2 separate regions of the Homo sapiens genome follow, and region 2 is linked to region 1. A link is an interaction called in ENCODE POLR2A ChIA-PET data of the cell type or tissue named here. Cell type or tissue: CD4-positive, alpha-beta T cell. All regions are shown on one strand. Each heading gives the region's core, and the rest is flanking DNA. Links, peaks and the distances in the headings are about the cores only. Region 1 overlaps TMEM167B (transmembrane protein 167B). Region 2 holds the start of HENMT1 (HEN methyltransferase 1).

What was found. Peaks named below come from ENCODE experiments on the same cell type or tissue, not always from the same donor. Only the 100,000 strongest peaks of a DNase experiment are listed, where the experiment ranks them.
Region 2: POLR2A ChIA-PET joins it to region 1 with 10 read pairs; 3 of 35 experiments call an interaction of 5 or more read pairs at or near these places.

The regions. Positions count from the first base shown.
Region 1 is chr1:109,094,942-109,106,426 of GRCh38, forward strand. It overlaps TMEM167B (transmembrane protein 167B), which reads left to right. Exons shown (of 3, transcript NM_020141.4): 3 at 1-1,993. It overlaps CFAP276 (cilia and flagella associated protein 276), which reads right to left. Exons shown (of 5, transcript NM_001245025.3): 5 at 11,010-11,157. The coding sequence ends at 11,087. It also overlaps SCARNA2 and the pseudogene LOC100420092. Among named protein-coding and RNA genes, the nearest start is that of TMEM167B, 9.9 kb to the left of the region's middle. RefSeq lists enhancers at 4,014-4,773, 4,774-5,533, 6,294-7,052. In CD4-positive, alpha-beta T cell, for the core only: CTCF peaks have their summits at 5,109 (motif pointing right) and 5,309; DNase peaks (open chromatin) are centred at 5,190 and 5,730; H3K4me3 peaks cover 1,721 bases; H3K27ac peaks cover 1,175 bases.
Region 2 is chr1:108,655,606-108,667,090 of GRCh38, forward strand. HENMT1 (HEN methyltransferase 1) reads right to left here and starts at 5,488. Exons shown (of 8, transcript NM_001102592.2): 1 at 5,358-5,488; 2 at 4,259-4,357; 3 at 1,846-1,974; 4 at 1-93. The coding sequence starts at 4,279. LOC105378890 (a long non-coding RNA gene) reads left to right here and starts at 8,662. Exons shown (of 2, transcript XR_947679.3): 1 at 8,662-9,364; 2 at 10,145-11,236. RefSeq lists enhancers at 5,207-5,796, 5,797-6,385 and a silencer at 5,452-5,621. In CD4-positive, alpha-beta T cell, for the core only: no CTCF peak of the experiment used is centred there; a DNase peak (open chromatin) is centred at 5,606; H3K4me3 peaks cover 1,844 bases; H3K27ac peaks cover 2,149 bases.

The DNA.
Region 1 (11,485 bases), core at 3,316-7,315:
CTGGCAAATTGGGGAGGGGATGCTGGGTGGGAAACAGTTATGAAATGCCAAGAAATTCTTTGGCTTTAGAAATTTATCTTTCATGTACCCATCCGGGAACATAAAAGAGAGGCATAGTGCTCATTGCAAAAAGAGAACAGATGAAGTAGCTGTGTTATGTGCTGGTATCTTGAGAGTTTTGCCAAGAAAATCTGGGCCTACATAAAATTTGAGAATTATCTGTGTGATGAGACCAGAAAGCAGTGGCTTAGACAAGAAAAAATCTTTCTGTTCACCAGTATCCTCAAATGGAGACTTCACTTGATCAGATGGTATATGAAAAATGAATCAACTATTGCTATTTCGTAAAACCTTTTTATATTTTCTAAATTTACTTAGTGCTAAATACTGTTACTCAGTTTTAAATGCCACGACTAGGGGAAAAAGAAACTATTGAAGAAATAATTGTTTAGTATATTTGCAGTTGGGGTAGAAGAAAGAAATCTAGTATATTGATTCATATACTAGTAAATTCATCTAGTATAAGAACTTGTGATGTTAGATTGAAGTTTTGTCATCTTATAAAAGACAACAAACTTATTTTCTGTTTAAGTCTGAGTGTTATGGCAATTTTTAGTTGATTACTTATTTTTCTTAGCCAAATTTTAATTTTCTTCATATTGCATTGCTCTTTAGTTGTCTCTGGAAATTCTATTTACTTTAAGGACATGAGAAATTCAAATGAGAGAAGTTGCTGATATTCATCAGTGTGTTTGGACAGTTCATAGGGTCCACAAATCAAATGAGGTTGTTTCCTGAAGTAGAAGAAAACAGAACTTTGCAATTGATACTGAAGTACTTTGCCATGGAGTTAGTAACTCCTGAGCAGACCATTTTAGATGGCTCAGCATTTGGCAGGAAGACTTCTCCATTCCCTGCTTATATCTATGGAAGGATCAGCTGTTGGATGTCTAGAACTTCTCTATTTAAAAAAAAAGAGTAGGTCTAAAATTAAATTATTATAAGCAAGCATAGACATGGGTCTTCCAGTTGAATTGTCCATTACCGTAAAACTTAATGGTGGACAAGTTAGCTGTGGTTGATTCCTGTGTGGCAGTAAATTGTCTTCTGTCTGCTTACTCCAAATAATAAAAGCTGCTAGGAAGTTTAGATTTTGAAATAGGCAGTTTAATGCTTTGAGGGTTTCTAGAAATACAGAAAGTCATCAAGTAAACACTGCATGTCTAATCATCTCAGAGTTGTGGCTGTTATCTCTTCAGGAATTGGTCCACAGGGTAAATTTCAACAATTCATACGTTTTCCATTGTCATTTCTGAGGACCTTTGAGATGAGAGAAAGGAAATCTAGTGGAACAGGAAAGAGAGTTACACCTTGTGGGTGTGAGTTTGGGACCTGTTGGCAGAAGGGAATGTCACTCCCTGGAAACAGGTTCAGCATGTTTGCACTTGTTATTTTGTAGCTTTAATGATTTTTGTTTTCTAATAGGGCAAATGTCTCTAAGCTTGGTGTTTAGAGCTGCTTCATATTTTAAACTAGTTCCATTCCACAGTTCTAGTTCAAACCAGTTTTTACAGCCTCCTGGGTGGGTCGTCTTGACCCAAACTCTTGTGTTGTTACATTTTGAGAGGTTTTCATACCAGAATGTACCAAAAAGTGCACAAGGTAAAGGTAATTTACAGCCAGAAACAAATATACATTTGTTTCATTTCTTGACTTTCCCTAAGCAGATAAGCAGAAACTTGTTTAACTCATTACTTTGTTTGATGTGTCTTACATATTTTTGACTAAAAGTTATAGAATGTTATTCCTCTGGGGGAATCTTTTACAGGTGGAGGAATGGGGATAGCAGTATTGCCTCAGATTCAAACTGGCATCACCATAAACCCTGTAGGCCAGGGTGGAATGAAGTCAGCTCCTTTTTATAGTTGAAATACAATTTTTTATTCACCATTGTCTGCACAAATCCTTGAAAATAAACCTTTTTTTCCCTACAGTCTTTGTCAATTTATTTGTCACATGCTGAATTTATTGAAGTTTGTTCAGTCCTCCCCTGGGTTCAGTTCATAGCCTACCTTTTTAGTTCACATTAGTAAATACCATCATTCCTGTTATCCCATTGTGAGAGCATTGAATGTATTATATAGTTAAGAATCTATGATGGCCTAGTTTTCTCCTTTAGGGCAGCTGAGACAGATATATCTAGAGATATCTATAACTAGATATATATATGTATATATGATATGCTGAGATATATATAACTAAATATAAATGCATGTAGTAAGTTTTCATATATATACGAATAAGATATTCATATATATGTGAATGAATAAGTATTGAGGTATATGAATGAAATAAGGTAGATAGCACCCCCAATACATTCCATCTGCTATTGCTATTAAAATACAAGTATCATCTGCTCTAAACAGTCATAAACATCTTCATTCAAATGAAGTTAACAAGTTAACCAGCCAGACACCTAGAAAATCCTTGAGCCAGACTTTGGGAGGCTGAAGCGGGTGGATCACTTGACGTTAGGTGTTCGAGACCAGTCTGCCCAACATGGTGAAACTCTGTCTCTACTAAAAATACGAAAAAAGAATGTGTCACTGCACTCCAGGCTAGGTGACAGAGCGAGACTCCGTCTCAAAAAAAAAATAAAAAATAAAAAAAATCCTTGAGCCAGCGGGATTCTGGCACATACAATGGGTACTTTCCCCCTTATTTGTTTATTTCAAGTGCCTGGTGAGACTGGCACAAGTACAAATTAGAACTTAAATCATTTTGTACTACTCTCCAAAATTCTTCTGATTTCTACCCCCCAACACCCATTTCATTGAAAAAGGAAAAAGAAGGAATTGAGCCATTAAAATTATGCTTTCTAATGTGAGAGGAGCTAATTCTGCTTATATAACCACTGCTATTTTACACTCTACTCATTCTGGAACTTGGAAGTCAACGTATGTTTTAATAGATATGACCATAAATGAAGGCTCAAAAATTTGGGTGCCACAGCATTAAGTTGTGGGCAGACTTAGGGCTCTCTAAGTGGGGACAGGAATATGCCTTCCTATCTGTACCCATTTCATAGATATCCTGACTTCCTAATATTTGGATTTAAATACAGTATTCTTGGCTGTGTGCAGTGGCTTAAGTCTATAATCCCAGCACTTTGGGAAACCAAGGCAAGAGGATCGCTTGAGCCCAGGAGTTTAAGACCAGACTGGGCAACGTAGTGAGACCTCTGTCTACAAAAATGTGTTTTAAAAAGTAGCCAGGTGTGGGCCTGATGCGGTGGCTCATGCCTGTAATCCCAGCACTTGGGAGGCTGAGGCTGATGGACCACAAGGTCAGGAGATCAAGACCATCCTGGCTAACACGGTGAAACCTCGTCTCTACTAAAAATACAAAAAATTAGCTGGGCATGGTGGCACGCACCTGTAATCCCAGCTACTCAGGAGGCTGAGACAGGAGAATCGCTTGAACCTGGGAAGCGGAGGTTGCAGTGAGTCCAGATGGCACCACTGCACTCCAGCCTGGGTCACAGAGCGAGACTCCTCAAAAAAAAAAAAGAAAAAAAGTAGCCAGGTGTTACCTGTGGTCCCAGCAACTTGGGAGGCTTAGGTGGGAGGATCAATTGAGCCCAGAAGGTTGAGGCTGCAGTGAGTCATGATTGTACCACTGCACTCCAGCATAGGAGACAGAGCAAGACCCTGTCTCAAATAAGTACATACATACATACATACATACATACGTACTCTATTCCTTACCTTTCCCTTTGGTAAAATGATGTTTGCCTTCTCCCTAGGGAGAAGGGGCTACTGGGGAAGCTGATGCTCCCCATGGTAATGACCAGAGATTGATGTCTTCTTGGAAAAGAAGTCACTCACCTATGAATATCCTGAAGTTGAATCATATTTAAAAAGGGCTGGGCGCGGTGGCTCATGCCTGTAATCCCAGCACTTTGGGAGGCCGAGGCAGGCAGATCACCTGAGGTCGGGGGTTCGAGACCAGCCTGACCAACATGGAGAAACTCTAACTCTACTAAAAATACAAAATTAGCAGGGCGTGGTGGCACATGCCTGTAATCCCAGCTACTTGGGAGGCTGAGGCAGGAGAATTGCTTGAACCCGGGAGGCGGAGGTTTCGGTGAACCGAGATCACGCCATGGCACTCCAGCCCAGGCAACAAGAACGAAACTCCGTCTCAAAAAAATTTAAGGCCGGGCGCGGTGGCTCACACCTGTAATCCCAGCACTTTGGGAGTCTGAGGCGGGCGGATCACCTGAGGTCAAGAGTTCAGGACCAGCCTGGCCAACACGGTGAAACCCCAAGTCTACTAAAAATACAAAAATTAGCCGGGCGTGGTGGCGGGCGTCTGTAATCCCAGCTACTTGGGAGGCTGAGGCAGAAGAATCGCTCGAACACAGGAGGTGGAGGTTGCAGTGAACCGAGATCGCACCACTGCACTCCAGCCTGGGTGACAGAGCTGGACTCCGTCTATAAAAAAAAGAAAGAAATTGGGCCGGGCGCAGTGGCTCACGCCTGTGATCCCAGCACTGTGGGAGGCCAAGGCGGGCGGATCACGAGGTCAGCAGTTCGAGATCAGCGTGGCCAACATGATGAAACCCTATCTCTACTAAAAATACATAAATTAGCCAGGCATAGTGGCGGACCCCTGTAATCCCAGCTACTCCGGAGGCTGAGGCAGGAGAATTACTTGAACCCGGGAGGCAGAGGTTGCAGTGAGCCGAGACCGTGCCATTGCACTGCAGCCTGGGCGACAGAGCGAGTCTCCATTTCAAAAAGAAAGAAAGAAATTGAAGACAAATTAAAGTCACGATCACAGAAAAACTAAAGATATGTATATAACTATGTAGTTATACAAAGGTCAAAAGGCTAAGTGCCGTGGCCATCGCCTGTGGTCCCAGCTACTCAGGAGGCTGAGGTGGGAGGATCACTTGATCTAGGAGCAATGAGCCGTGTTCGCGCTACTGCACTCCAGCCTGGGCGACACAGCAAGAACGGGTCTCCAAAAAAAAAAAACCACGATTCTGTAAGGTGGAAATTAGTACTGCCTTTTCCTGGGACCTATGTTCCCCTCCGAGCCACGCGAGGGCAGCAACGCGCGCACTCTGAGGAACACCCCCTTCCTCAGGACTCGTCCGCCTGTGCTCGGTGGTTTCTCCCAGAATCCTCCAAGGCGCGGGAGGGGGCGGAGAGCTTAAAAGTCGCGGGGGGAGCGGACTTCCGCTGTTTTAGGGAGGGAGAGCGGCCTGGGTCCTGGGTGTTGTGTGCGGAGCTGTGGCGTCGCGTGTGAGGCGCGTGCAGGGTGAGTGTGAGTGGACGCGTGAGTGTGTGAGTGTGCGCGCTTGGAGCGTGTTAGGCGAGTGCGTGCGCCCACCCCTGCGCCCCTCCTCCCGCTTACACTTTGATCTTATTTGATCGGATCGTGACCCCAGCCCCGCCGGGCCGACCCGAAATGAAAAGCTCTCCTCCTGCGAAGCCCCCTCGGGGCGCTGTGCAGCGAGGCCCCTTAGGCGGCGGCCACGCTGTGGTCCCCGAGGTCCCGGAGCTGGCCCTGCGGGGCCCGGCGCTCAGAAGTGATGAATTGATCAGATAGACGAGGCCGGGCTTGTCCCCGGCCACTGATTATCGAGGCGATTCTGATCTGGGCACGGCCACCGGGCTGCGGGCTGCCGGTGGCGTAGGGGCGAGCACGTGAACGGCGGCGGCGGGCGGGGATGCTGAGCGCGGTGGCCAAGGGTAAATGAGCCGCTGCCCCTCCCCCTGGAGCTGGAAGGTCGCGGAGGCCTTTTTGGCCGCTGATATACTTTCCTCCCACTTTCCCATTTCTCCTTGTTTTTCTTTTTTCTTTTGTTCCTTTTTTTTTTTTTTTGAGACAGGGTCTTGCTCTGTCGCCCAGACTGGAGTGCAGAACCGCAATATCGGCTCACTGCAACTTCGACCTCCTTGGCTCAAGCGATCCTCACATCTCTGTCTCCCGAATAGGTGGAACTACAGGCGCGCGTCACCACGCTCGGCTAATTTTTGTATCTTTTGGTAGAGACGGGGTTTCACCATGTTTTGCCAGGCTGGTCTCGAACTCCAGCCTCAAGTGATCCGCCCGCCTCGGCTTCCCAAAGTGCTGGGATTACAGGCATGAGCCACCGCGCCCGGCCCCTTTTTTAGTTTTTCTTTCTTTCTTTTTTTTTTTTGAAACGGTCTCACTCTGTTTCTCAGGCTGGAGTGCAGTGGCGCAATCATAGTTCACTGCAGTCTCGACCTCCCAGGCTCAAGAGATTCTCCTACCTCAGCCTGCCCAGTAGCTGGGACTATCAGTGCACGCCATAACGCCAGTCCTCTCCTTGTTTTTCTTTAGGCTTGGCTTGACTTTTTTTTTTTTTTTTTTTTTGAGACGGAGTCTTGCTCTGTCGCCCAGGCTGGAGTGCAGTGGCACGATCTCGGCTCACTGCAAGCTCCGCCTCCCGGGTTCACGCCATTCTGCCTCAGCCTCCCGAGTGGCTGGGACTACAGGCGCCCACCACCACGCCCGGCTAAATTTTTGTATTTTTTAGTAGAGACGGGGTTTCACCATGTTAGCCAGGATGGTCTCGATCTCCTGACCTGGTGATCCACCCACCTCGGCCTCCCAAAGTGCTGGGATTACAGGCGTGAGCTACGGCGCCCGGCCGGCTTGACATTTTTTGTATGCTACCAACACTTGTATCCCCAGGGCTAACGGCATGGTACAGCATCTGCCGCTAAGGGTTATACACACACTGTCTAGTATGTCCTTATACATGTATATGTCCATTAAGAGAACATGAAATGTTCCAGGGACACTCCTGGAATATACTGAATTAGAATTATCAGGGAGGTCTAGGAATCCATGTTTTTAAAAGCAAATGCCTTTTTTTGATGTTTAGTATCTCAACCTCCATAATGTGATTATCCAGGTAGTCATGCCTCTGCCACCTTAAGCCACTCTAAATAATGAGATCTGAAACTTCATATAGCCACTTGGCAGCAGATATGTGAATAGGTCGGAAAGTCTGGGTGGAAGGGGACTCTATTTATTTATTTATTTAGAGACGGAGCCTCACTCTGTTGCCCAGGCTGGAGTGCAGTGGCGCGATCTTGGCTCACTGCAACCTCCACCTCCCGGGTTCAAGCAATTCTTCTGTCTCAGCCTCCCAAATAGCTGGGACTACAGGCACGCACCACCACGCCCAGCTAATTTTGTATTTTTAGTAGAAACGGGGTTTCACCATGTTGCCCAGGCTGGTCTTGAACCCCTGACCTCAGATGATCCACCCACTTCAGCCTTCTAAAGTGCTGGGATTGTAATTCCAAAGTGCTGGGTGGCGTGAGCCACCGCGCCTGGCTGGAAGGGGACTCTTAACAGTTTGGCTTAAGGACCCTCCACCTGAGTGCCTGAAAGAAGCCCTTTCATATCTGAATTGCTCAGCAATTATGTTGTCAAACTTAATTAGAAATGGGAATTTATTGCACGATATTCTATTATTTTTCCTTTTTTTATTTTACTTTTTTTTTTTTTTAGACAGAGTTTCGCTCCTGTTGACCAGTCTGGAGTGCAGTGGCCCCATCTCAGCTCACTGCAACCTCCCCCTCTGGGGTTAAAGGGAGTCTCCTGCCTCAGCTTCCCAAGTAGCTGGAGTTACAGGCGCCCACCACCACACCCGGCTAATTTTTTGGTATTTTTAGTAGAGATGGGGTTTCACCATGTTGGCTAGACTGGTATGGAACTCCTGACATCAGGTGATCCACCTACCTCAGCCTCCGAAAGTGTTGGGATTGCAGGCATGAACCACTGTGCCTGGCTTGTTTTAATTCTTAATTTTTTTTTTTTTTCCCTTGGATGCAGTCTCACTCTGTCGCCCAGGCTGGAGTGCAGTGGCTCCGTCTCGGCTCACTGCAACCTCCACCTCCCGGGTTCAAGCGATTCTCCTGCCTCAGCCTCCCGAGTAGCTAGGATTACAGGCGTGTGCCACCACACCCAGCTAATTTTTGTATTTTTAGTAGAGACAAGGTTTCACCATGTTGGCCAGGCTGGTATCGAACTGGCTGGTCGCAAACTCCTGACCTTGTGATCTCCTGGTCTCAGCCTCCCAAAGTGCTGGGATTACAGGCATGAGCCACCGCGCCCAGCCAATTCTTAAATTCTTGATATTACAGAACTAAAGTGAAACTTATTAACATTTCACTCTTAAATATTTTATCGACAAATAAAATTCATGACCCAAAAAGCCCAAAACAAAACTAAAAACAGGGAAAAGCTTATAAAATTAAAAATGGTTCCCAGCATTAACAGCTGAACAGAGAATGTGATTTTAAAATTCTTAGCAGATGATGTTGTGTAGAAACTGAACACTTACAAATTATTTAAAAGCTGGAATCACTCACCAGAAACTACACAGTTGGATCATGGGAAAACAGCACAAAGGGGTTATTGAGGGAACCTACACTATTCTAGCTGCGCTCCGTACCCTTCTCAGAGGAAAGCCTGGCATTGATTAAATACTGGCCCAGACTGACACTAGCAGCAGAGCCCCTGATGGTACCCTGCCTATCAAGACCCTTCCACTGGGTTGGCAGTTTTGATCTGGGCCCCGGACATCCGGCGGATCTCATTAATGTTGGCGCCTTGGGGGCCGATTACACAGCCAATTAAGTTATCTGGAATGGTGAATTTGTGGGTGGTTTGAGTAGATTTTTGTTTGGTTGTTTTTTTTTTTTTTTTTTTTTGAGACGGAGTCTCGCTCAGTAGCCCAGGCTGGAGTGCAGTGGCGTGATCTGGGCTCACTGCAAGCTCTGCCTCCCGGGTTCACGCCAGTCTCCTGCCTCAGCCTCCCGAGTAGATTACAGGCGCCCGCCACTATGCCCGGCTAGTTTTTTTTTTTTTTTTTTTTTGTATTTTTAGTAGAGACGGGGTTTCACCATGTTAGCCGGGATGGTCTGGATCTCCTGACCTCGTGATCCGCCTCGGCCTCCCAAAGTGCTGGGATTACAGGCGTGAGCCACCGCGTCCAGCCTTGGTTGTTTTTTTTTTTTAGACGGAGTCCTGCTTTGTCACCTAGGTTGGAGTGCAGTGGCACAATCTCAGCTCACTGCAACCTCCGCCTCCCAGATTCAAGCGATTCTGCCTCAGCCTCCCAAGTAGCTGGGATTACAGGCGCCCTCCACTACACCCGGCTAATTTTTGTATTTTTGGTAGAGATGGGGTTTCGCCATGTTGGCCAGGCTGTTCTCGAATTCCTGACCTCAAGTGATCTGCCTGTCTCGGCCTCCTGAAGTGCTGGGATTACAGAAGTTAGCCACCGCGCCCCTCCATAGTTTGAGTAGATGTATCCAAACTTGCTTAGCCTTTCACCTCTGGAGAACTGGAGTCAATTCGGGTGAATCCGGTCCCGCCGTGCATCATGGCAAAGTGAGATTGTTGTCTTGCCACCTGGTTCAGCTTGGCCAGATCAAGCGGAGAAATGATGTGTTGTCCTTGAATCGAGTAGGCATCTAGAGGTGGTCCCTCCAGGTCACGGGTGCCTCGGGGGTAGCCCACAGCCTTGCTGCAACGATCTTGGCCGCCCGCGCAGATGACTGGGGACTTGGCCGGCATGGGCTGGTATGGAATGGTCATGACTCTCCCCTGGGAAGACTGGGAGAGCGTTTCCGGCATGATCAGGCAGATCTCTTTGACAAACCGATGGTGATGGCCCTCTCAGTGGAGTTGAGCAGTATATCCCCCACCACCTAGACCTGGGTACCATACTCTCGCGGATCTCTTTGATCTTAAATCTGCCTTTCCCAAACCTTTCTCTCTTTTTTAGCTTAGAAAACTACTTATTTAATTGTTTTGAGACAGGGTCTCACTCTGTTGCCCAGGCTGGAGCGCAGTGGCTCCATCATGGCTCACTGCAGGCTCAATCTCCCGGGCTCCAGTGTTCCTCATGCCTCAGCTAAAAGTGTTGGCATTACAAGCATGAGCCATCACACCTATTGTGCAATATTCTAAAAGGTTTGCCATTCTTGTCCAATCTTTTTTATGACACAGCAGGTCCCTGTGAGTGACTTGTAATTTTGGAAATCACTGAATACATCAGTTTTTAGGTACTGCAAACCCAAGCACCAGGTTTTTGAACCATGTTTATAAGAATCAGGGCTATATATCACAGCACGAATTGACACAAAGGAAAGGGAGTTGACTCCCAGGCAAGGACAAATAGCAGAGTTAGAGATTAACAGTGGCGAGTCAGGACCAGGGAGATGGAACCAAGGAAAAGTAAAGCCCAGCAAATGCCTAAACCCAGGACGGCTAAATCTCTTAAGTGTGACCTTAGCATAAATACTGATGTTATTTGGAGCTTCTGAAAATACAAGGTAGCTCATGTCCATTTTTGTTTCCTCAACACTTAGCTCAGTTCCTGGCACATAAAGGTTTGCTGGCAGTGTTGAATGGATGGCTCTGTATGGTTGGAGTGACTTCAGTTTACAAAATATGAATATCTGTATCCTACCAAAGACTGCTGTTGTGTCCTAAATCTTCATCAGCAAGATATGATTTTCCAAGTTGCAAATATACCCCAAAGGACTAGTTTCTACGAGATGGGTAATTTCCTTCCCGTGTTTTAAGAGTAGTCAAGTGGAGGCCGGGCGTGGTGGCTCACACCTGTAATCCCAGCACTTTGGGAGGCTGAGGTGGGTGGATCATGAGTCAGGAGTTCAAGACCACCCTGGCCAACATGGTGAAACCCTGTCTCTACTAATAATACAAAAATTAGCCAGGCGTGGTGGCGTGTGCCTGTAGTCCCTACTACTCAGGAGGCTGAGGCAGGAGAATCACTTGAACCCGGGAAGCAGAGGTTGCAGTGACCCGAGATCGTGCCATTGCACTCCAGCCTGGGCGACAGAGCGAGACTCTGTCTCAAAAAAAAAAAAAAAAAAAAAAGTGGTCAAGTGGCAATTTGTAATCTATGGATAACAGACACTTCAGACTTCATCTTGCACAAATCTATTTAATGGAAGTGGGCCGCAGTATGTTTCACTATAATTAGTTCAGGGATCTGTCAACACTAGGTGGAGAAGAAGCCACCATCTTTCTTTCGGGAGTAGCCTCCATTGGTGGCTGCAGTGTGAGGGGACACTGTGGAGAAAAGAGAAGAGGAAGTGGACTGAATTTCAGATCGTTGGCCTTTTCTAGGAAACTTTAAACATCAATACATTTGTAGGTACTGTGGAGAAGCTTCTCATAACAGCTGGGAAAACCGGCATATGGAGGACTGATGGGAGGTACTTATAGGTCTTCCACCCCCAGGTTTTTGCCCTTGCTGTAAATGTTTGTCTCCTAGACCTAAGGCTGAGCAAAGAGGCTCTGAAAAATTGAATTAATTTCCTAGCTCTATAGTCAGCATGTCCCCTGGTATTAATCTGGTACTTGCCAACTTAATCATTGCTTTCCAAGACCCACAGAT
Region 2 (11,485 bases), core at 3,472-7,471, 440 kb before region 1:
CTCATTAATATCTACTCCAACAAGCAATTCAATGCATGGATTGACTTTTAGCAGCCTTAAGAGTGAAGTATCACCACATCCCAGGTCTGCAACCTGTAGATGAGACAGAATGTTATTTCAAAGACATTTATAGCAAGAGAAGTATGATCAAAAACTTTTTTTTGAGGAGGAGAGAGTGGAGTATATATCAGTAATAAAATAATGAAAGTATTATATGGAAGGATCTTTTTGGCAGAAGATGCTACACACACACACACACACACACACACACACACACACACACACACTAACCTGAAACTTTATAAGCCCATAGGCAAATTTCTATTTGATCACACTAAAATAGAAAGGTCCATTCCTATTCCAGAACAACTGTTATTGTCTATATTGAACTAATGAGAAACAATTACGTACACACAGTTTTCCCATTCAGAATCAGAATTTGGAGTCAAATATTCTCAGCATATTTCAGCAAACAAAGCTTTCTAAAACTTAGCTTTCACCCCTCACACATTTATTTGATTAAACAATTACCTCAAACCATCTGAAATTCCATACTGAACTCTGAGCTGCCAAAAAGCCAATTTTAGATGCTTTACCTGAATACACATGCCTAGATGGCTACAAAGATATAAACTAATACCTACGCCTTTGTGTCCAAGTGTAGAAACAGTAGTGGTGGAGTTAAGGGAAACCTTCACACACAGGAATCTTCACTGAGTCTTCAACATCAAGCAGAAAAAGAAAGCTTTCATCTAGAAATTCACCTTACCCGCATCTAATTCACATCCAATCCATTAGTATAGTAACCAGGTATGGATGGATGGATGTAGATTATATGCAATTATGACTTTACTCTGAAGTTAACCGAGTAGGTTCATTATGATCTAATTTTCTTTTTGAGACGGGCTCTTTCTCTGTTGCCCAGGCTGGAATGCAGGTGATAACAGCTCACTGCAGCCTCAACCTCCTGGGCTCAAGGGATCCTCCCACCTCAGCCTCCTGAGTAACTGGGACTATAGGCACGCACCACCATGCACAGCTAATTTTATTTTTTGTAGACACAGGGTCTCACTATGGTGCCAGGCTGGTCTCAAGCTAGCCACCTGCCTCAGCCTCCCAAAGTGCCGGAATTACAGGTGTAAACCATTGCACCCGGCCCATTATCATCTAATTTTAAAAGAACCACAATACCTGTGGCTACAATACCAGTTTGCCTGATATTCTAACTAAATGCTCTAGAAGTACGGTACCTACAAGATCACATCCAACTATAAAATCTTAAGATTTTCTTCACATTTGAACCTGACAATGCTGAATTCTGTCTGAGCCCTGTGTTTCTGGCATCTGCTAAAGGAATCCACCTGTGCTTTGTGTTCCAGGAAAGGGCTCACTGCAAAAAACCACCCTCCTCCATAAAACTTAGATAAGATTCCTTGTGTTTCCATTCTTTGCCTCAAATGATTATCATGAATACTTGTCCCCACTGATCAATGGGAAGAAAATTCCTTTTTTAACCATACTTTATTCAAACTTTACTTCTTCCCCCAGGGCCCTGCACTACAGCCTGAGGAAACAGCCCCCTCCTTAAGGCTCCCCATTCCACTGTCCTTTCAAACCACCCTCTCATCCCACCTCCCTAGTTTCTAGCTTTGTTCACTTCTCCAGTAAAAGAAAAACCCCTTTTGCTTAACTCTTGAGACACCTGCAGATCTTGTGGTTACGGCATTCTCCCTATTGCAATAACCCCTGTGAAAAGTCTCTCCATACTAATCCATTTGACAAAACACCTCATATGACTAGTCTACTAGTCTTAATAATTAAATGTTTGGAAAGAGAAATACCTACCTTCTTAGGCTCATGTTGATCCACTAAATTTTTAACGAACTGGTACCGCTGTCTGTATAGTGGAGGTTTAAACTGAATTGCCGTCTCCCTGGGAACTTCTTCAAAATTACCGTCAACCACACTACTGCACTGAAGTTCACAAACAAAAAAAGACAGGTTCTAAATCATGCATGACTTCAGAAATTAAATAAGGGGCAAAAAAAAAAAAACTTTATTTCCCCCAATCACTTTGAAAAACACACTGGCCTTCACATACCCTTTGTCCTAAAATCATTAGGTAGCACTGCATTTCCTCCACAGTTCATGTAAGCATCCTCTCATGCCTTTTAACAAGAGAGAATCTAGCTGTATGCTCCCTATAGCTTAGTTTCAGCTGAAGGGAACATTACCAATGAATGTATTCAATGAAAACAATTAGATGACTCCTAACCATAAGGGACCTTTTGTGGAGTGAGTCGCCAAAGCCTGTGGTCCAAGTAGGCAGGAGGCTGGAAAATATTTATAATGACTGACTATATATATATACACACACACATATATATACACACACACACACACATATATGTACACACACTTACACACACACACATATATATACACACACACACACATATATATGTACACACACACACACACACACACACATATATACACACACACACACACACATATATATATATATATTTTTTTTTTCCCCCCAAGACGGAGTCTTGCTCTGTCACCCAGGCTGGAGTGCAGTGGCGCGATCTCAGCTCACTGCAACCTCCGCCTCCCTCAATTCAAGCAATTCTCCTGCCTCAGCCTCCCGAGTAGCTGGGATTACATTACAGGCATGCGCCACCATGCCTGGCTAATTTTTGTATTTAGTAGTGACGGGTTTCACCATGTTGGCCAGGCTCTTCTTGAACTCCTGACCTCGTGATCCACCCGCCTTGGCCTCCCAAAGTGCTGGGATTACAGGTGTAAGCCACCACACCCAGCCAACACTCTTTTTAAGAGAGAGAGAGGATCTCACTATGTCGCCCAGGCTGGTTTAAAATTCCTGGGCTCAAGCAATCCTCTGGCCTCGGCCTCCTGAGTAGTTGGGCATCTGTAGGAACATTCCAACACACCAGCAAAAGACTCTCTCACTGACCAAACTTCAGTCAGGTTCCTCTGAGCCATCTTCTTGAATAGACCTCAAACCCTGGCCCCAATCCTATCTTTGGGCTGCCTAGCCCAGTTTTAATAAGAATACTTCTAAGTCAGTTTAGACAGAATCTTCTACCCCTGATATCTGATCACCCTATCTGGTCAAATTCTTCATCTTTGCAATGTTCTTATTGCAACAGTCCTCAATAAAGTCAGACTAATTTTTTCTTTAACATGACCCCAAGAAAAAACAGAATTTATAAGATTAATCTGTAATAGCTGTTACTATTCCTATACAGCAGTATTATAAAAGTAGTCCAAAGGGTATTTGATATCTGATGTAGCACTGTCCAATAGATAAAATACAAGTAGGCAACTTTCTTGTAGCCCAAGAATTGGAATTATAATCGGAATTAGAATATTTAAACCAATATATCGAAAATATAATTTTTACATAAAATCAATATAAGAGATTTTAGATTCTTGTTTTTCACATTAAGTCTTCAAAATCCAGTGTGCTACATATTTTGTACTTCTGCGTCTCAGTTCCAAAACCTTCATCAGAAATACTTGTCTGTATTGGATTTAAAAACTTTACATTTAAAATATACATGCACATACCCAAGTTATTCCAAACATACTTTTTTCCAATAATGTAATCAAATATCCAATTTTAAACTTAAAATTAAAAATGAAGTTATGAGCCCAGGTGGTCAGCGTTGCAGTTAACCGTGACTGGGCAAGTGCATTCCAGCCTGGGCAACAGAGCAAGACCCTGTCTTAAAAAAAAAAAAAATTAAAGTTCGGTTCCTCAATTCCACTAGCCACATTTCAAGTGCCCACTTGCCATGTGTAGCTACTGGACAGCAGGGAGCTACACCCTAGGTACTCCCAATGTGGTTTCCAAACCAGTGGCATCTTCACCTAGAAACTTTAGAAACACAAAAGCTTGGGCCTCACCCTAGACCTCCTTAAACAGAATCTGCAACTTAACAAAATCCCCAGGTGATCCATATACACAACCACATTGGGGAACACTACTTAGAGTGTTTTTAAAATAGATTTTGCTACTTTAACACCTAGTGATAAAAGTAAAAACATTTATTTTACTTACATACACCAAATGTGACTCTTTCATCTATGTATACCCTTGTTTACCTCAACCAACACCCCGGGAAATGCTAGGACCTAAATGTGATCAATTTTGTTTGCAATTATCTCACAATACATCCAGGTGATAATTCTTAAGAGTCAAAGACGCAGCTAAGAAGGGTGGCATTACCTGTAGATTATTTTCTTCCATTTTGTTTCGAAGTTTTGTTGAAACAAAAATGAAGATTTATCCTTCAAGCTCTATTTGAGAGAATCAGCACTGACTCAGCTGTAATAAATACAAAACCGTTTTTGTAAAGCGATACCTGAAAGAAATAGCTGCCTAGTTCAGAAGGGAAGAACGAAAGCCTCTTTCTTACTCCTTACTACAGTATATAATTTAAATAGAACGCTTAAAAGTAAATAATGAATTCACCTCTGAGTACTCAAAAAAAAAAAAAAAAACACGAAAGCAGGACTCGAACAGATATTTATACACCGAAGTTCATAGCATTATTCACAATAGCCAATCTGTGGATTAAATGTGGACTACCATTTAATCCACAGAATGTATCCAGTATTTTTTCAGACATTCGCAAACAGGCTCAGAAAGCGTAACTTTTCACTACGTCAAACCCTACTAAGAGCGAAAACAGCCATCCTTTCCCTTTACTATCATGAATAGTTCAACTAGATACAAACGGAGCAATCTTAGGAGTTCTGCCCATTTCATTGCTAAGACCCTCAACTTCAAATTTTTTCAAAAATTTTTCCACACATCGTCAAAATGAAATTTCGAGGGGGAAAAAAAGTGTCCTTGATAAACTAGAGATGCTCCAACATCTATTCAATTCACTCACGAACTTGAATTTAAATTTTAGTTCTCTATTGCACATGTGTCTCCAACAACTAGACTTTAATCTGGAATCTAGGCAACATGTTAGTCACCAACTTGTATTAAGAAACCCTGGCCGGGCGCGGTGGCTCACGCCTGTAATCCCAGCACTTTGGGAGGCCGAGGCGGGCGGATCACGAGGTCAGGAGATCGAGACCATCCCGGCTAAAACGGTGAAACCCCGTCTCTACTAAAAATACAAAAAATTAGCCGGGCGTAGTGGCGGGCGCCTGTAGTCCCAGCTACTTGGGAGGCTGAGGCAGGAGAATGGCATGAACCCGGGAGGCGGAGCTTGCAGTGAGCCGAGATCCCGCCACTGCACTCCAGCCTGGGCGACAGAGCGAGACTCCGTCTCAAAAAAAAAAAAAGAAAAAGAAAAAGAAACCCTGCTCACTGAAACCAACGCTTCTGTCTTTGTACGGGCCGTCGCTTCCATCATCCTGCGGTAAGCAGCATGCCCAACCGAAAAAACAAAGCTCGTCGCGGAGCCGCCAGCGTCCTCAACTCAGCGCCGCCCTGACGCCCGCGCACGCACGGCCTCGCTGCGTGACGCTACCGCCGCGGCTACGCCGGCGCCCGCACCCGCGCCTCGGCCTCCCCGCGGGGCTCGCCAACCTCGTGCGCTCTCACGGTCGGCCTTGGGCCCCGGGAGCCTCATGGTGCGCCGAGCTCCGTCCCTCTAGGCTCTCAGTTCCAAGGCGTCGGTTTTGCGTCTCGTAACGGCCGCTGTGGCGCATGCCCAGAAGCCATTTTCAAGGTCCTCTTCCGAACCTTGGCGAGGACCCCTGCGCCTGCCGCGCCGTTGACCCCGCTAGCGTGCGGCTGCGACGCGGCACGGTACGGCAGCTGTTGGCGAAGGCCCCCAACTCCGAGCGCGTCCGCAGACCGCGAGCCGGAAGGCGGCTTGGGCGGCTGTTGAGTTCGTGGCGCTCCCGAGGCGTGGCAAAGGCCTAAAAACGGTCCTGGCCAGCGGAAGGCGGCAAGAGGAGCAGCAAGGCTCCACGCGAGGCGGCCGGCGGCTGGAGTCCCAGTCAGCCTCCGCTTTCATCCCAGAGCAGTCCACGGGGGCCTTAAAGGAATGTAGGCTGGGTGAAGTTGGCCCAGTGACACCTGCGTTCAGAAAAACGTTCTTTCCGCTCCCAACGCCCCCTCTCCACCGCCACCCGACCCCCGAAATAGTTTTCCCCGAGTGTTGTGGATAGAACTGTTGATCTCTTGGAAAAGTTATTGTATCCTGCCATCCTTCCCTCTGGAGACTCCACTTAATATATATAAGTACTTTCTTTCCTGTATATGATGGAAGAGTATTAGGGGGGTGAGGGGAGGGACGAAGCTGCCTTCTTTAGGGAAAAAAGATTGACTTATATTTTGAAAGATGCAAAAGCTGGTGTTTTTGCTACTGAATTAATAGCCTATTAATATGCCACAAATGATATATTGGAACTGTATTTTCAAACATTTAACGCCTGCTGTATGCAAAGCACTATGCTGACAGCTTAAGGGTACCACAATGATAAATTACACCAATCTTGTTTTTGGCATTTTGGGGAGTCTAGTGTCATAGGTAAAGAAGTACATAACTAACAATAAGCTTCAAAAATTCAATCATAAGGCCCGGCACCGTGGCTTCCGCCTGTAATCCCAGCACTTTGGGGGATCACTTGAGCCCCGGAGTGTGAGACCCCGTCTCTACCAAAAAAAAAAAGAAATTAGCTGGGCATGGTGGTGCCTGCCTGTGGTCCCAACTGTTTGGGAGGCTGAGGCCGGAGGATCACTTGACCCCAGGAATCTGAGCCTGCAGTGAGCTATGATTGCACCACTGCACTCCAGTCTGGGCGACAGAACCAGACCATGTCTAAAAAGAAAAAACACTCAGTGATAATTTCACATTACAGTTTGAGAGGTTCCTGTTGACTTGGGGAAACTAGTTTTAGCAGACTTCATTAAAGGAGTGTACACCTTACTACAGGATGTAATTTAAAATAGAATGTTTAAATAATAAATTCACTTCTGGGTATATACTCAAAGCAGGAATTCAAACAGGTATTTGTACACCAAAGTTCGTAACAGCATTATTCACAGTAGCCAAAATGTGGAAACAACCCAAATGTCCATTAAAGGATGAATAAACAAAATGTGATATACATACAATGGAATATTCAGCCTTTATTTTTCCAATCAGAGTTTCAGGAAAATCAACCTTTAAAAGGAGTGAAATTCTGACATTTGCTGCCACATGGATGAATCTTGATGATGATATGCTGAGTGATATATAATCAGTCACGGAAGGACAAATACTGCATGATTCAATTTATATCAGGTACCTAGAGTAGCCAAATTCATAGAGACAAAGTAGAATGGTGGTTGCTACGGGCTGAGAGGAGGAGGGAATTGAGAGTTGTTTAATGGGTGATGGAAAAGTTTTGTAGATAGGATGGTTGCACTGAATGCCACTGAACTTAAAAATTGTTAAAGTGGTTTTATGTATATTTACCACAGTTTCAAAAATTTTAAGGAAAACATAAAAGCTATCATCTATACAGCATTCCTGGATCTAGGGTTTTTGCCTCCCCTGCTGGTTAGCCCATTTATGAACTTGAGCTCCTCATGTCCATTCCCTCTCCAAATTTGCCTATTTCATCATTCTCCTGGCCTCCTACTCTTATTAGAGTCTGAAAAATCATCCTTGGCTCTGTCCATTTTTGTCCTTCCCACACTTGGACAATCACCAAATTTTGACTTCTTCAAGCTGTCATCTACCATCTGTTCCTTCCCACAGCTAATAGCTTAGCCTTGTCATCTCATTTTGTCATTATAACTCATCTTTCCTTCGTACACAAGGTAAGTCCTACTGAGTTATAGACCATGTAACGTCTTTTAGAGTGGATTTTAAGTCAAATAGGCCTTAAATCCAGATTTTACTATTACTGCATAACCTTTGGAAGTTGCATCCTCTCTGAGTGTTAGGGGGTTTTTTTAAGTTAAAAAATGAGAAATGATTACTTATTTGGTAAATGTGTATAGAGTATTTATTATGGATCAAGTACTTGTTTGAATTTAAAAGACAGATAAAGATCCTTTCATAGCTTTTACAGTCCAGCAGGTGTAGGTGTCTGGCACACAATAGGTAATCAAGAGTTATCCTGGGCTGAGTGAGGTGGCTCATGACTGTAATCCCAGCAGTTTGGGAGGCTGAGGCAGGAGGATGGCTTGAGGCTAGGAGTTCAAAACCAGCCTGGGCAACATAGCGAGACCTGTCTCTACAAAGAAAAAAAACATTATCTGGCCATGCTGGCGGGCACCTGTACTCCTAGGTACTCAGGAGGCTGAGGCAGGAGGATCGCTTGAGCCTGGGAGTTTGAGGCTGCAGTGAGCTGTGATCATGTCACTGCACTCCCTGGGCAACAGAGTGAGACCCTGTCTAACAAAAAATTAATTTCAAAATTTAAAATATTTTTTAATATTTTAAAACGGAGTCTGGTTCTGTCACCCAGGCTGGAGTGCAGTGGCGTGATCTCGGCTCACTGCAACCTCCACTTCCCAGGTTCAAGCGATTCTCCTGCCTCAGCCTCATGAGCAGCTGGGATTACAGTCACGCACCACCATGCCCAGCTAATTTTTGTATTTTTAGTAGAGACAGGGTTTCACTATGTTGGCCAGGCTGGTCTCGAACTCCTGACCGCAAGTGATCTGCCCGCCTCAGCCTCCCAAAGTGCTGGGATTCCAGGCGTGAGCCATCGCGCCTGACAAAATTTTTTAAGTTATTCTGGATGCCAGTTTGAGCCTGATGCTTAACAGGATGGAATATTTGGAGGTCTTGAGAAGAGGGTGATTGTATATTCCATGTAAGAGGAATGTAAATAGTTTGTGTCTAGAAGGAAGATTGTAACAGATTAAGATGTACGAATTCCTTCTCACCTATTGAGAGAAACGGGGTCTATTTCTTTTCCTTTTGAATCTATATGGGTTTTGTGATTTCACCAATGAATAGAATACCTCTGCCAGTTTTTGGGCCTAGGACTTAAGAAACTGGCAGCTTCTACTTCCTGTTTTTTAACGCATCCACTCTTGGAACCCAAATGACAATCTGCGAAGAAGACTAAGGGGCCCCACGGAGAGGCCCACATGGAGAAAACTCAATCCCCCCTCACCCGCTATCCCAGGCTGTCAGCCAGCACCACCTTGTCTTGCCAGCCATGTGAGTGAGCCATGTTGGAAGTGAATCCTCCAGGCCCGGTGAGCCATTTAAACTGACTGAAGACAGCAGCTCTGTCCATGTGCACAGAGAGTGGGAAGTGCCTGAAAATTTACATTTTCCTAGGTAGTGCTTTGCTAATGACTGACCGGTGTGGATGTATAAAAGTCCAGCTCCGTGATCTCAGACTTCCGGCCTCCAGAACTGTAAGAAAATAATTTTTTGTTGTTTAAGCCATCCAGTCTGTGGTATTTTGTTACAGCTACCCAAGCTGACTGATAACACTGAATTATGTACATAACTGAATAACCACCTATGGAGCAATAAGAGCACATTTGGAGCATCTTCTCTACCAAGCAAGAAACAAAAACGTTCTCACCTTATCAATATTCTACAAGTTAACCTCTAACTTCTCAGGGTTGTTAACTGTTTGGACTCTCTTGTTTGTAGGGAGTGACTCAGAGAAAGTTAGAGTCCCCAAGAGAGCCATATGCCTGAGAGACAGGCTTAATTCTCTGGCATGTTACTAAAATGTCAGCCATGTGCAGTGGCTCATGCCTGTAATCCCAGCTCTTTGGGAAGCTGAGGCAGGAGGATTGCTTGAGGCCAGGAGTTTGAGACTAGCCTGGGAACGGCCCTTGTCTCCAAAATTAAAAATAAATTTTTTTTAGAAAATGTTAAATACTGTGAAATAATCTATTTCCAAGTGTTGGATATTTTTTCTGCACAGTAGTGAAATTATTGCTGGCTGTCTCGGTGTAAGAATGGCCATTGAGCTGCCTCATATCCTGATGGGAAGGTGCAGGGCCAGAAGTTGAATCACACTATGAGTGTGTTTTATGGGCCAGCTGTGAACCTATGAAAGTAGCAAAGAAGAAATAAGATTTGAAAAGCATGATTCCAAAAGAGTCTGGAAAATTCTTCCAGTTGTCAGACATGCAAAGTTGTAATTTCATATCCATAATTCTTTATGCTTTTTCTTATAGCAGGCCCTGACATTGTATAAGCTTCAGGCCCCACAAAACCTGGATCTGCCCTGCCAGGATCAGCATCTAGAGGAAAACTACTACTTCCACAATAGCACAACCAATCTGATCATCCCTGCATCAGTGAGCATTCTCCAGAGAAACAGAGCCAACAGGATATGTGTATATATGTGAAGAAAGACTTATTTTAAGGAGTTGGCTCATGCAATTATGGAGGTGCAAGTCCAAAATCTGTAGGGCAGGCAGATGGGCAGACTGGAGACCCAGAGAAGAGTTGCAGTTCAAGTCCAAAGTCGGTTGGAAGAATTCCCTCTTGCTGGGTAACACTGGGGAAGCAGGAGTAGATGGAAAGGGGAGGTGTCAGGCTTTGCTCTACCAAGGACTTCAACTGATTGGATGAGGCCCAGTAACATTATGGAGGGAAACCTGCTTTGCTCAGAGTTTACTGATTTAAATATTAATCTCATCCACAAAAAAATAAATAACCTTCACAGAAACATTTAGAATATTTGACCAAATATCTAAGTCCCATGGCTCAGACAACTTAACACATAAAATTATCCATCACAATTCCATTATCCCAATACAGGTCGGCAGGGCCTTGGGCAGGTGGTAACCTCAGCTCTGGAGTCTACAGCAATACTCTCACACTTAACAGATGTAGTTCTGTGGGTCCAGGTCCCACTTCGCAAGAGAGAATCTGATGGGCTAATTTCGACCAAGTCTCCTTTCCTAGTTCAATCACGTGTAAGGGTTAGAGAAAGGGTTGGGCTCACAAGGGACTTAGGGCTGCCTCTCTGGACTTGGGAGAGCAGGACTTCTCAAGAGATAAATGGTTAGAGAGTAATATAATTTGGATATTTGTCCCCTATAAATCTCATGTTGAAATTTGATGTTCAATGTTGAGGGCAGGTCTGGGACCTCCCTCCCTGCTTTTGCTCCCCCTCTCGCCATATGGCACAACTGCTCCCTTCACCTTCTGCTATGAATGGAAGCTTCCTGAGGCCTTCACCAAAAGCGGAGGCTGGTACCATGCTTCACGCACAGCCTGCAGAATCATGAGCCAAATAAACTACTTTTCTTTATAAATCATCCAGTTTCAGGTATTCGCTTATAGCAACACAAAATGGACTAATACAGAGAGGAAATATTTTGAGCACATTGAAGGCCCCAAAATATTGAGCTTTTTTTTTTTAACCTATATAGTACTTTTCTTGCATCTCAGTTTGCTTATCTATAGAATGAGGATTAATAAGACCTACCAACTTCAGGGGGTCATTCTGGTGAGATAAGTGAAAAAATTTGTAAAGAAGTGTATAAATTTACCATTGTTTTTTAAAA